2 separate regions of the Mus musculus genome follow, and region 2 is linked to region 1. A link is a loop called in an ENCODE intact Hi-C map of the cell type or tissue named here. Cell type or tissue: left cerebral cortex. All regions are shown on one strand. Each heading gives the region's core, and the rest is flanking DNA. Links, peaks and the distances in the headings are about the cores only.

Region 1 (7,693 bases), core at 1,437-6,436:
CTCAGGTTTTCCTATCTTTTTTCTACCAAAATCAACTCTTTGATTCCCTTTGATTCCCACACTTTTTTGTTCCCTTTCCCTGATTCATGTTTTGTTTTGTTTTGTTTTGTTTTGTTTTGTTTTGTTTTGTTTTGTTTTGTTTTGTTTTGTTTTGTTTTTTTATGTGACCCATGTAGGTGAACCAGAGCTATCTGTATAGCTACTAGATCAGGAGTATCTGATGTAACTTGGTGGAGTCAACAGTAACAATTAAAGGCAATAACTCTATCTTTCCATGAATCTGTCTTTAGGGAATATTTCAGCTGTGAAGACCATTTTTATTTCATCTGTGAGGGCCATTTTTGCTTAACTGTTCATGGGTCCCTTCTTGTGTTGATGATTTGTGCAATCGTCTGTAGTTATTGAGACTTCATGGTTACAATGTCTATGTATTCCCCAGAAGATGATATTTTCCAGTCCTTTTCTGGTTTTTACATTCTTTCCATGCTTATATTACAATGTTTCTGGAGAAATGTTCAGAACAGATATGATAAATGTCTTATTTATGTATAAACACTCAACTGTTACTTATTCTTAGTTCTTTGTTCAACTAGAAGTCTCTTCTCATTAACTGTCACCCATTAAAAAGAAACACTTTGCTGATTAAGATTAAGAGTGCTGATTGTCTACTGGTTTGAACATATATGTTTAGAAGATAGTTTGACATTATTTCAATTTACCTCTAAAAATTAAGCATCCCTCCCCCACAGCCTATGATCCTCCCACCCAAGGATTTACTGTACTAGGATCTGAGTGGATTTACTGTATTAGGTAGAGATTTACTTCTATAGATGAGGCCTCAAATCCAGTTATCAAGTGGTTGTAAATTCTATGTCATGATTACATAAGCTGCCACATTCTGCCTGCCAGTTTGGTATTGGAGTTTATTAGGTTCTCAGTGAGGTAAAGCTCCTTATAACTTTTCTCCTCTGGTGTCATGCATAGGATCTTCAAGTTTATGAATGCTAGCCAGAAATGGGAAACTTCCATCTCAGTTTCTGCCTGCTTTATATCATGTAAACAAATTGTGTGGTGTCTTCGAAAACAGGGCTAACTTGTCTAGTTCTGGTTAACAACCAATAGGAACAGTAAGAGTATGTATTGTTTGGGGTCTGGGTTTTCCCTGACCATCTCTTAAGGAATTATCCCAAACCAGTCACACGGAATTCTTATTTAAAAACCTATAAATTCCCTGGGAAAGATTATTTCTTTTTGTATTTTTAGTTGTCCATATTTCTTCATATAGAATTTTTCTCCCGTCCACTTTAGTTTGTCTATTGTTGCTATTCTTGATCATCTCATGTATAGACAGTCATATTAAAGTTAAGACTCTATGGCTGTAGCTTCTGATATTGCTATGACACACAATCTCACACCAAACTCCTCCATCCTCTGACCCTTACAATCTTTATGCTCCTTCTGTGCAGCAATCCCTTAGCTTAAGTTCAGAGGTTGTTTTGTAGATGTTCCATTGGATTTAGACGTCATATTCTCCATTTTGATTGGTCATGATTTTCTGTAATGTTCTCTGTTGAAAAGGGAAGTTTCTTTGATGAGAAGTGTATGCTAATTTTTGAGTATAAGAAGAAATATTTAAAATATAATTGGAGGTCATGTTGCTTTAATAAAATATCATTTGTAGGTGTTCCTCCAAGATTCATGACTTCTCTGGTGATGGGTGGTTGACTGGGCTTCTAGTACCAGGTGTAATTTCCTTCTTTTTGAGCAGATCTGAAGTCCAATTAGAGAGTTATTGGTTGTTACAAAGGTATGAGAGCTACTACTGTACCCTTGGGGTTACCATGCCAAGTCGGGCAGAGTTGTGGTTCATAGTTGACATAGGTAGGGAGGACTGTTTGTTCTTTTGGAAACTTGCAATCACCTTACAGTACAATGAAAGCCTGTCATCAAAAAGGAAGCTTTCAGGTTAGCTCTGCTCGGGGTCTCTGAATGCTGATTTTGAAGTGTATGAAGTCTTCAACAATAGAGACTTGCCTTTTCATTTGCCTTGAGGAAAGGTAAGGATAATAGCAGTATCCTGTTATATTTTGGGAGTCTTTGGGATAATCCTAACAACTCACAAGAGGTATTCTTGTGCCTGGTGTTGGGTTTTTGTTATATGACTTTTGGCTACTAGAGAGAGCACTGTCATTTCAGATAAGAAATTTTAATTTAAACTGTATGTGGATATTTATAAATGTACTTGTGTGAATTATGGTTTTACTTAAGTAGATAGTTAATAGTATAATTTCTTTAACTTTTGCAGACACCCTTACTATTATTTTACTCTCTTTCTCCTGTATTTATCATCTCTTCTCTCCTTTATTACAGCCTCCCCATTTTTCATATTTTTAGATAAAATCTCTCATACCTTCTATTCCCCTCTCTATTGCTTTCCCAACCCTCTATCCAGGCAACAGTTCCTTTTAACTTCCCTAGTTTCTGTAGGTATTCCAGGATATGTACTTTCATCTGAAGATTTGGACCTAGGAGCACCCTGTAGAGAGAATATGGTCACTTTACTCAATATGATTATTCAAGTTACATCCAATTACCAGCAAAGTTCATGATTTAGTTTTCTTTACAGTTGAACAGTATTTCATAGTATATATTTACCACATTGTCATTATCCATTTGTTGGTTGATTCCATCTCCTAGCTACAAGAGCAAGTCTCTGTGGTATAGGATGTTTAGAATCTATGGAACTATTCCAGGGAATAGTATCACTACCTCAAGGCATCCTCCTCTTAACATACTCCTTCTAGACTGCTGGCCTTCAAAGGAACTCAGGGTGAAGGACACAAAATTAGAGAATCCTAACTAGAAGTCATGTTTTAATGAGAACAAGCAACATTTGTTCTGTGTGTATAGATTCGCTTACTCAGTATATATTTTCCAGTTTTATCCTTTAATTATAAATTTCATAATTTTATTTCTATGTATAGATGAAGAAAATTGTGCTGTGTATATAGACCATGTTTTCATTATGCAGTCATCAATTGATAGGCATCTGTGTTGATTCCATTTTCCAGGCATGGAAGAGAAGATGAGTAGAGTGCCAAACATGAGGAGAACATATCTCAGTAGTAGAATCAAGTCTTCAATGCATTGGAGACATTCTGAAATTTAGAGCAATGGAGGTTTCAATCTCTGTACATGACCACTGGAATAATATTATAAAGATGTGGTAAGTAATGTGTAGACACATAAAATTCATACCTTGAAGTAGTCCACATCACTTCTGCTTCTGCTTAATTTACCAAAACAAATCACATGAATAAATATGTAGAAGGCAGGAGGCAGAAGAAATCCTGTTCTTGAATGGGAAGAACTGAAATCTTATTAATGAACCTCAAATGTTAATACAAGTGGGAAAGTGAGGGAAACATCTGAGCAGCTGAGAAATGTAATAAAGTTGTTGGTCACATGACTGCTGTCTTAGTTATTTGTCTTCTTACTGTGACAAAATACTTTACTAAAGCAACTTGAGGAAGAAAGAGTTTATTGTTTGAAGGTTTATAAGGACAGGGAAGGTGCAGTGGAGAGACCACAGACAAGCTGGTCACATTGCTTCTACAGGCAGGAAGAGTGTATAAGCAGGGAAAGAGATGTTGGCTAGTACCCCATTGGCTTCCTCTTTTATCCTTTGTCTTCACTATGGAATTCTAGGCTGTAAGATGGTACCTAACAAATTCAGGGTGAGTCTTTCCTTCCTGCTCTGGAAACACCCTTACAGACCTACACAGTATATGTCACCTAGGTAATTCTAAATGCATTTGACTATGAGATTGTCTTCACATCCACAAATAGTAAATTGCATCATCCTGAATTTTCTCACAAAACATCTTTTTTCCCTTTGTCAGTCAATGCAACTAACTGTCCTATCAAATATATTGAAGTATGTTTCATATATTTAAAATGTATGCAGCTTTCCATTTCTAGCAGAATTATTTTTGCTATTACCATTATCTCATGTGAAAATAACTGAAATTGTATCTTCTTTGTGTCCAGGTTCTACTATAAGTGGTCATTTGTTACAAAACTTCAGAGATTTACCAAAACATAGCTCAAATGAGGAAACTTCTTCCACTTGGATCTGATTTAAGATGAGAGTGAAAATGAGACTTAACTCTCCGAACATTGAGAGACCCATTCCTTCTCGTTACAAGCTCTCTGACCCAGAATCCAGATTCGCAGTGTATTTCTTCATCCTCTAGACTTGTTGTACTCTCACAGCTATGGAGTATGTAGTCTCTGTTCTGAAATGGTCCTCCCACTCATTTCACTTGCTTTGTTCTTTTCCAGCTCTTGAGTCTCAGATTATAATTTGCTTCAGGACCTATTGTTTTTTAAACCAGATTTAGTGATTTCATTGATGCGTTTCACTTGGCTGAGGACAGTAGAATGCCTGGAAGATTACCAGTGCTTAACAGCATTGAATGAATGGCTAAACCAAAAGTCCATTGTATATACTATACCACTGCTAAATATTTGAATGAAAAGTGTTACTTTCTTTTTTGGACTTAGTTGAATGGAATCTTACAATCTACATCCTTACATATATAGCTTCTTTTATTCAATATAATTATTTTAAGATTCATTTTTGTTGGTCCATGTTATTGTTGAGTAGTATCTATTATGGCTGACAGTGTTTATCCATTCACCTGTTGGTGAGATTCAGTCCAGCACAGCAGTCAGCAGCCTTGTACATGTGTCACTGATTTAACCTCTTAATTGTCCTTTCAAAAACTTACTACTGATTGAAGTGTAAGTTAAAAAAAACAGAACAACAAAAATGCCCATTTTTCTCAACCTGTCAGATTCCTCATCACCTCTCTTCTGATCATTTTATTCTTCGACAAAGTGAACAACTTTTAGGCCCTTGGAAGTGTTTGCATTATCTTTTCCATTGTACATTGCCAGGCTCCCTTCTGCCCTCTACAAGTAGAATCATTTCTTGTCTGATTTACTCTTTCCTTTACATCTTAATTTCCTAACTATAGTATGATTTTATATATGCAATGACTTTTTTGTCCATTTTATCATTGGGCTTTTAATACCTAAAATACTATCTCACACATAGGCATGCTTATCTTAAAAATCAGACAAAGGAGACCAATTTAAGCAAAGCCACATACAAGCTCCCAGAGAAGATTAATTTCATGTTTATCTCTCCTCTGATAATAATGTGGTCACTCTCTATGAAAGCCGTGATGTGCTATTATACCTACTTTCTACTGTTGTCAGAAGAGCTTTGTTAGAGTTAATACAATGACATACTGGATCAATGAGATAAATCTTTAAAGTCCCTGGCACATTGATACAATGTATTTGCTTCATTTTTCTTTCCATAATTGCTTTTTCTCTCTTGTATTTATAATAAACCTACCAATCTGTAAGTGAAAGATAATGCATATTAAATAAATGTTGAATATAATATGCTGTGTATACTGTAAATACATAAAGTTCTCTATGCATCTATATAATATATTTTGATAAATAAAAGCATATTATAATTTAAATTTTTCATGCAAAGTATATGGCATATGGGAACACAGATAGACACTTTCATATAAATAGAAACATGCTACATATTAAACTATTAATATAGTGTTCAAGGAGGATTGAATTATTTAAACATATGTATAATTATATATAGACATACATATAAGACAGCATATACAGCAGATTTTAAAAGCTGTGGGATGTGTTGCACCATAAAAATGGAATGGTTTAAAAATAGCAGGATCATCTTTGTGCTAAAGAAAAGAACTCAAAGTAGTGATGTCACAAACACAGTGACAAGCTCAGAGACTTCTTGTGTGGTCTAAGAACACATGGGAACTTTGTTAGAGATTTTTTGTTTGTTTGTTTGGTTGGTTGGTCATTGGGATTTTTTTTTTTTGATTTGTTTTGGTTTTGCTTGTTGTTTGTTATGGGGTTTTTTTTGTACAGTCCGAGAGCTGACTATTCAAGTCCTCTCTGAGTGTCAAATATTTATTCTTTAGGACACCACTTCCAAAACACCAGAGAAAGCTATTGGGATATTGGGGTTATACCTCAGAATATTTAACAGATTTGACAGATGATTGCAAGGAAGGCTGTATTCTGAGAATCTTTCATCTAAGCCCATACCTTGGGCACATAGTGTGTTGCTAAAGACTGTGAGGCATGATGGGAGAACAGCTGTGAGTGGGAAGTTAAGATTTTGCGTGGGGCAGCACAGAAGGCTGCAGACTGGTGGGTGCTTGGTTGCATGGCATCCTGGATTCAACAAGGTGTGGGTGATTGGAGAACTACTGTTTCAAAGAAGACCTTATGTTCCCTTTCAAGGTAAAGGAAGCAAGAGTTTGAGCTGTGTGCATCTCGGTTTCTCATTTCAGCCTCAGTCTCCTCCTGTTCCTTGACCTTTCTATCAACACATTTTTCGTTGGAAACATGATATGAATCACAGCGGGGCTCAGTGCTGTCTGCCTCTCTTTCCTCTTCTCAGTATTTTATGACAAATCCAGACTTAGGTTTTGGGCAAGCACATATAGTGGCAGCAACCACCTGGCCTCTGAGGAAAAGATACTTCCGAGCTGTTTTGCCAAGCCTTGTACATATCACAAATGACAGGATTTTAAAGATTAATTAGACTATATTGCCCTCTCGTTTTAGGCTAAGGAACATTTAAGAAGATATAAAATCACCACACAACTAAGCAGTGAAGACATTCTGATATGCAAGTGTCTACACTTGATCTTCCAGAAATCCATTGTCCCACTTCTTTAAAGGCAATTTCTATAAACGTTTGTAACTAAATATAAGGTATATTGTGAGTGAATAAAACATTAAATGAGTAATTAGTGACTGATAAGCAAGCATTGTGATGAAAATTGAAATTTTGTTTCAGTATCAGTTAGACATCCTTCACTTGCTAGAAAAGCAGCATAGTCAATAAGTTACATTGGATAATGCTTTTGTTGCCTGAACTTTACTGATATTTTAAATTTCCTAGCATAAAAGCAGAACATATATGATATACAAGTTCATGAACTTCTCATATCTGAACCTGTCTGAACTTTCTAAAATGTTAATAGATATTAATAGACTGCCCAGATGCTTAAAAGTTAATATTAGCCGGTCAATGGTGGCACATGCCTTTAATCCCAGCACTTGGGAGGCAGAGGCAGGTGGATTTCTGAGTTCGAGGGCAGCCTGGTCTACAGAGTGAGTTCTAGGACAGCCAGGGCTACACAGAAAAACCCTATCTCGAAATAAAAAACAAAGTAATATTTCTAAAAATATTGATATTTTGTTCCATTTACTATGAACAGGGTTAGAAAACCTCAGAGATGTAGAACTCTTTTGCTTATAGATAAAGAAAGATTTTCGTATGTGAAAATGACACTCAGAGGATTTTTAAGGAAACATATTAAGTCCAAGTCTTTGGATATTATCTAAGCCAATAGTATAGAAGAGCTTCCAATTTATATGCAACTAAATTAAATTAACTACAACATTTAAGTATTGAAGTAGCAGAGTCTAAAATATAACAAGAAATATGCAAAGACAACGATGAGAGAATCATCATTGTTGAAGGAGAGAGTACATGGTGCTCCTTGCATTCTAGTCAACACATTTGTGCACTATTGCAAATATATCACCAATT
Region 2 (7,693 bases), core at 906-5,905, 630 kb before region 1:
AGACTCTAAGGTCCAGGCTTCACTTGTTAGAATTATAAACTATAACTTAGAGAGAAAGCCAAGTTATTTTTTTACTTTATCCACATATTTCCCTTGGATAACTACAGATTTAGAGACTAATAGTGAAAGTATTATCAAACTACTGCAGAGAATTTTTTCCTAGTGTACATCCCCACTATAGTGAATATTGTTACCATGTCAACCCAAATGCTATGCCTATCATGAAATATATTTAATAAATTATTTTTATAAGTTACTGTTCTGATTCTGTGATAAAACCCTCTGACAAAGGTAATTTAGGGAAGAAGGCTTTTGTTTTGCACTAATATTTCAGTCCATGATGACAAAGAGGGCATGAAAGAAGAAGCTGAAAACTAGTGGAGGATATTTGTGTATACTCGCAGGAAGCAGAAAGCAAGAACAGGAAGTGTGGTGGGTCTATAAGCCCTTAGAGCCTATTGTAGCGACTTGCTTCTTTAGTAATGTTTTACCTCCAAACTACTTTAGAAGCTCTTAAACAGCGCCTCCAAAGGGGAGATTAATTGTTCAAGTATATGAGCCTATGGAGGGTATTTCTGACTCAGACTACCAGAGTATATCATATATATATATATATATATATATATATATATATATATATATATATATATATATATATATATGTGTGTGTATATTTGAAGCCTTTGCTTTTTCAGACGTATTTTTCATGTACTTATCACTTAGGTGGAAACGTGTATATCTTCTTTCCAAGAAACTTTTCTCTGGCTACTTTCCAGTAGGGTCTCTTTACTACATTTGTGGTTGTTATTCTAGATCGATCTTTTTGTATTTATTTTGCTTGTTTTAATCTCTATTTTAGTGTTATTTATTGTTGTGTGATTTGTTTTTTGTATGTATGTTTCTGTATTCAGTATGAGGATTTTGAGCTGATTCATGTTGGTGCATATATCAGGAGTGATTGATTGTACCCACAGTGTGTTGCTAGTATATCAAGGAGTGCCAAAATATTTATCTAGAACAAGGTGCTGAGACTCTGTATTGAAATTTGCTAAACTCTATAGTCACAGAAGCAAAAGTTCTACACTTGACCAAAAAAAAAAAAAAAAAAAAAAAAAAAAAAAACCTACAAGAAATTCATGAAATGTTAAAGGGGAGAAGTACTACAATAGTGGATTGTGAAAGTAAAGAAGCTCAATTGCTCTAACACTTTATTTTTATCATTTTAGTCAATCCAGCTAAACACATGGAATGCCATTTTTCAAAAAGACTTTGACTTGCAAAATAACCCTCCTAATAAGAACTATGGTAGATGATTTAAACTTACTACTATTACTTTTTATATACTGTATTATAATGCAACATAGTATTGTCATCAGGATAGATAAACCCATAAATATTATTCTACATGTACACATTATATATTTTATAATCATATCATGCTGTGTTTATTTACTTGAGATGGGGAACTTATTATTTAGCTCTGGTTTGCTTGGAAGTCATGGAGAGTCTTCTGCCTTATAAGTGCTGAAATAAAAGCTGAAATGCGGCATCTGAGTCTGTGGGTGCAAACTCTATGATGTCCATCCATTGAGAAAGCACCTGCACTAGCCATCATTCAGAAGCCATCTCATTCATAGCTTGAGATTTGAGCACAATATTACAAATACTTGTTGATATGAATAATTACAATGAACTTATTGTTAAACCCACTTTGCCCTTCTTCAATACACATTATTAGATGATATATTAACATCTTACGTGTGATTGCTTTTAAAATTTTGAAATATTAATCCACACAGTGGCCAGTGGATCTTGAAAGTGGTTTGCACACATTCCATTTTCTTTCTAGATTTAGAACTTTAAGATCCTTTCATCATCTATGAATTGTGGTTTCTTCAGAAAATAGTTCATTTGATTTATATTTGAATATTTATTGCTAGAAATTGTTTTACAAGATCCTTTCACTTCTACCCTCAGTTTGGAATCTATAGTATGGTAGCATATTTTCCTGATGCATATGTGTATGTTCACATGTACATATATGTGTATGTATATACATATATGTGTGTCCATATATACAAACACAGATACATATCTGTATGTCTGGATATGTAGATATAATTGCTTGCATTTCAAAGAAGAAACTTTCAGCTTTGTTATTTTTATAATATATTCTTTTTTTTCTGTGTCTTCTTTCATATTTTTGAACACTTTTGCCTCAAGTATAAGAGCTTTTTCTTATTTTTGGAAGAATTTAATAAATTTTATAATTAATACCTCAAAAAGTTTGATTGTGAGTTTCCATCTACATAAAATATATAATTATATATTATGTATTACATATAAATGACATTTTATATACATAGGTAAATAAATAAAGTGACACAGGGTTGTTCTTGCAGAATGGTCAGGTAGTGCTCATTGTAAATCCACATCAATCCTCCTGCCTAATACAATATTTTTAAATTGTGAGATTTTCATTGTAGAATCATTTGGGAGTAGTTAAGCTCTTTTGCTTTTATTTGGAAAATCTTGGATTCCTGTGTAGTGGAACTACTTCTAACAGCAGTTTTATTCGTTATCCAAGGTGTCCTTTTGACATAAAATAAGGGGAATGTTCTTCACGTTTGGTCATTTTCCCCTAAATGTTCATATATACATTAGTCTTTCTGGCTGACATCTACCTTTGTTTTCCAGCATGAATTTGTCCCTACACATTCAGCTTTAATTGGAAGACTTCAAGAATTTTTAATCAAATACCTAGAAAATTCAATCAAATAAGTCTCCTGCTAGTCCCAATCTGACATGATTGGTACAGTTATTCTGACTTGGATGGCACATCACCACTGTGCTGTAGAAAGACTCTTTACATAGTGTGTATAATCACCACCGGTCAATGAGAAGTCTATGGCCAATGAGTTTAGCTGGATTAGAAGGTGGGACATCCAGAAGACAGAGAGATAGGATTCTGAGAAATAGTCAGGCATGGGAGATTCACTCCAAATGCTGAAGGAAGCAGTTGAGTGACCTGAGGAGAGGTAACTAAACACATGGTGAAACTTGAACTAATTTAAATGAGATAGTTGAGTTATGAGCTAGCAGAATTGAGCCAAGCCTTATGGTTTAGGCATTTATTCATACATATGAAGTCTCAGAGTCATTATTCCAGGGAACAAAGAGAAAGGGTGGAAAAGCCTATGGTCACACCATGCTAGACCTAGAGTTGAGACAGAGAAAGAAGAGAGCAAGGCCTGCAAGTGACACATAAGGGTCCACTCCTTTGCTCAAGGACCTCCTCATAGTGACCTTGCCATCTAAAGGTCAGCTGCAAGTCCCAACAGCACCACCTAGGGAACAACTATTTAATGTGTATACCTTTGTTAGATGCCTTAATGAACTTGGCAGTGCCATAACAATGCAAAATGGTACCAGCAGTGGGGCTGTAAAGCAAGATTATCAATGGGACTTTGAAATGGAGATTGCAAAAACAAATTAAACAGTCAAATGTCACACCCTCCTGAAGGCTCTTGGTTCTTCCTCCTTAGCAGACAAGTTGTCCTGTGAAATGTTGAGAAAAGCATCCCATGCCATCACAGGCTAGGCAGCGGCCTTAGTCTGTCTCAAGCCCAGCTGACAGGTCGATACCACACTCTTTCCTTTTAGCCAGGGCTTGTCTCACCCACGCCAGCTCTGTTTCTCCGGAGCTCCTGGCTCACTAACTTCCCATGGTTGGCTGTTGCCACTTATTTCCCGTGCTTCCAAATTCCTGTGGCTGGCTGGGGTGCACTCTGGCACACCATGCTCTGCCTCTGTGCCTTTCTCTGCAACCCAGTTGAGACGCCACATGAAGGAAAACACTACTCAATCTTAGTTTAGAATCAACAGATGACACAATCGTTGGGCACGGAATCTAGCATCTTAATTTTACAAACTAATCTATGTTAGAAATCTTCTGGTGGGCGGATCCTCCATGAACCAACTGTCACCAGCTTCCTACATTCTGCCTGTGTCCCTTCCTCCCACAGTCCAAAAACAAGTTCCTTTCTCCTGAGTTCCCTCTTCTTCCCCTACCTGGAAGTCCTGCCTCCTTCTCACCCAGTAATGCTTGTAATCTTTTTTTTTGGGGGGGGGGTGGGGGTTGGGGGGGGTGGAAAGGGGAAGGTTCCACCAAAACAAGTCAGAGAGTGGACTGGTTAAGTAGACCTGCTTATGGTTTTATGACTGGTCCATTAAGCAGTGCTACCTAAGACTATTTGCCTTTTAATTGTTATATGTCTCTTGGTTTAGTTTATCACTTTTAATGGACCCGCCTCCAGGGCATTTCTTGTTTTTTCCTCAATTGGGCTTTCATTTTGTAGATGAAACTCCATAATTGATGTGCTCTATATCTTGTCTTGTATACCATTCCATCTTTAGTTCTAGAGATACAGTGACACATATGGCCATGTATTTATGCACTCATACATTAGCTGTAAGATGCACTCATACACTTAGCCAAGAATTAGCTTAAAATAGCGTTTCTTTCTAACTTGGAGACGCTGTGTGGGCTTCCTTGGAAGGTGTTTTCTATTGTGACTTTGAGTCACCCTGGGGCATGCTTATTTTTTTCTTAAACACTAGAAATCTGTGTCTCTGCCTCCACTTAATGTACATGTGCTGGTAAGGAGGGGAAGTAATCCACTCCTTAACATTACACAACAAGACTGTGGGACTTTGTGAGCTTGCAGATGTTGAGATGTTCCTGGTCTTTTGTGTTCTCATTTGGTGACCACACAGGCTTCTCTATTTTCCTTGGGACATTTCTAATCCTGGAGACTTAGAACTGGATATAGTTCAAGGTAGGATTCATACCTGCTATTTCTGTTTCTTTGGAAACATAAAAACCTGTTCCTTCTAAAGTGGAGGCTGGAAGCTTTTTGGCATTAGTGTATAGGTTTTCACTTCTTGGCTCAGCCTGAAAATATACTAAATATTGTACTAAGTCTGCCACTTCTAAGCATGAGTTAGGGACGGGCTCTTTTTTTTTTACCTTGATGAATCTCAGCCACCCAGAATTGTCTCCATTCTTAATACAGACTGGGAGACTTTCTTTACGTGTTACACTTCTAGTTAATAAAAATATTCCAACACCAGTGGGAAGTTGTTAGGCTGCCTAAGTCATCATTAGACAAAGATGATCTAGTCCTTGAAGGACAGCACTGAGCTTAACATTTTTAATACAGGTTTTCCTCGACATCTTCCTTGAAAATAAAGGTCTTAAACTTTGCCAGCTAATAGTACTGCTCCCTATTATCATATCCAGGAAAAAAAAAAAACCCTGCTTATTCAAAGAGAGTGGAGCCTGAGAATGGAACGTTTGCCAAGTTCCCACCATTGGAGCTTCTGTCCAGGAAGTTTCATAGGAGATTTCATAGGAAGGACATTGATTTGAGGTCTTAACTAGGTTACTGAAAAAAGTAGTCTTAAGAAGTAGACAGAACTGGCTTCCATTCCATACAGGGTATCAAACTGAATTATCTTGGGTACACATTGGTGAACTTTACTGACCTCGTTCACTCTGATACTGGTTTGAAATATCCTGATGAGCACATTTGTATTATCCTCAGCAGTACTGGAATCTATGATTCATTCTGTAGATCCCATAGAAACTGGTCATTAATAAGGACCAGTCCCTTCTTGTAGGAGCACTCATCCATCCAGAATTGATCATTTTACTAGACGCACAGAAAACAAATGGCAATCCAATGCTGTCCTCTTAGCATACCAGAGACTACAAGGTTGTAATACATGGTTGCTGAGAGGTGTTGAGGTTAAAGGAGGATGCAGTTTGGTAGTAGCTATATTGACTTATTTTTTTTTTTTACCTGTGGCTTGGCATTGCGGAGGAGTATGACTCTTCCAATTCATGGATAGGTAAAAAGAACTAACTTTTCTCCCCAAGGCTAGATCAGTCATGTGTGCCTGCATATCTTGAAGTCTGAAGGCACTGATTATCAGGCTATCACTAATTCCCCTTTGTAAGCAAAAGTAGGGTAACACTTTATTGACATACAATTCATGTACCTTAGAATACATTCAGTTAGATGATATAAGTTAATGGCTTTTGATATCCACAGGTTTTTATGTAAGTTATAATACACACGCATGTATACTTATTAGAATTTATGTGTCATTCTTCACACATTCTCTCATTTTGTTTGTAAAGACTTACCTACTCTGAAGAGTTTATAAAAGTAAATCATGTACCTTATTGTTTACCATAATCACCTTTAGTTTAGTACATTTACAGGGTACTATCTATCATCTATCTTTCATCTGTCATCTACCTAACTCTCATCTGTCTGTCTGTCTGTCTGTCTATCTATCATCTGTCTTTATCATCTGTCTGCCTTTCTGTTTTTCTCTGTCACTGTTGCTGTCTCTGGCTCTCTCTGTGTATTTACATTAATTTCTTAGTTATTGACAACAAATATTCCATTATACAAGTACACTATGTTTTGTTCATCTATTCATTCATTTGAGGGCATTTGAGCTGCTGTAAAATTATGTATTATAGAAAAATTAAGGTTGAAATTAGGTAATTTACTTTCTCCAAACTTCTTTCTTTTTTCCCATAAATGTTTTATTAACTCTGGCTACCTTGCTTTCCCATATAAGCAGCTGGATCAGCTAGCAAACTTGTACAAAAAAAGTAGCATAGATTTTTATCAGTATCGAGTCTAGAAATCAATTTATAAAAGCTGAGCTTACCATGGTTAATGTATATGTCAACTTGATTGGCCATGTAGTGTCCAGTTACTGGGTCAATTATTATCCTGGACTTATAAGTGAGAGTGTTTTCAGATGAGATTACTGTTGGGATTTTTAGATTTAGTAAAATTGATTGTTTTACCTAATTGATTTTTTTTTTTTCATTTCAATTGAAAGTTTGACTAGAACTGCTTTGAAGTAGAAAATTGGTTTTCTTCTGCTTTCAGACTTACTCTGAGCTCTTGGTTCATTCCCTGGCCTGCCAGCTCGCTATGAGGAACTAACTTTATCAGCTGGTCTAGTTTCCTGGCTCTGAGATTCAGAATGGAGCCATGGCATCGGCTTTTCTGTATCTCTAGCTTGCTAAGTAAGCATGCAGGGACTCCTATTGTCTCTAAACTATATGAGCAAATTCCCAGGAGCATCCCCTTAGACACATCTTAGTGGTTCTGTTTCCCTGAAGCCTGAGGAGGAGAGGCATCATAAATACAGTAGAATTTCTACTCCATGGATATGGGATGTCTTTCTTTTCAAGATTTACTCAATTTCATTCTGTAAGTTTAATAGTCTTTGATATAAAATTTATACTCTTTTGGTTAAAGTTCTTTGTATTACAGTGTTTTTGACAATTTTACAACATGAATCATTTTATAATTTCATTGCCATGTGGTTCAATGCAAGTATATAAGTGATTTTTGTGAATTAAACTTATTTTCTTCATTCTTTTTTTTTTTTTTTTTTGAGATAGAGTTTCTCTGTGTAGCCCTGGCTGCCCTGGAACTCACTTTACAGACCAGGCTGGCCTCGAACTCAGAAATCCTGCCTCTGCCTCCCAAGTGCTGGGATTAAAGGAATGTGCCTGGCCATTTTCTTCATTCTTGTTTAGCATATATTTCTTTTTCTACAAACAAACTGTGCCACATATAGACAGAAGTAATTTAAC

The links. Hi-C counts contacts between places; a loop is a spot of excess contacts. Peaks named below come from ENCODE experiments on the same cell type or tissue, not always from the same donor. Only the 100,000 strongest peaks of a DNase experiment are listed, where the experiment ranks them.
Region 2: it touches region 1 in a loop (5-fold over the local background); 2 of 42 quality-filtered maps call a loop at or near these places.

What each region holds. Positions count from the first base shown.
Region 1 is chr14:40,302,247-40,309,939 of GRCm38, forward strand. No RefSeq gene overlaps it. Among named protein-coding and RNA genes, the nearest start is that of Gm24388, 120 kb to the right of the region's middle. In left cerebral cortex, for the core only: no CTCF peak of the experiment used is centred there; DNase peaks (open chromatin) are centred at 4,284, 5,782 and 6,269; H3K27ac peaks cover 317 bases.
Region 2 is chr14:39,673,939-39,681,631 of GRCm38, forward strand. The region is part of intron 2 of 1700109I08Rik (RIKEN cDNA 1700109I08 gene); the gene reads left to right. Among named protein-coding and RNA genes, the nearest start is that of 1700109I08Rik, 22 kb to the left of the region's middle. In left cerebral cortex, for the core only: no CTCF peak of the experiment used is centred there; DNase peaks (open chromatin) are centred at 3,842 and 4,556.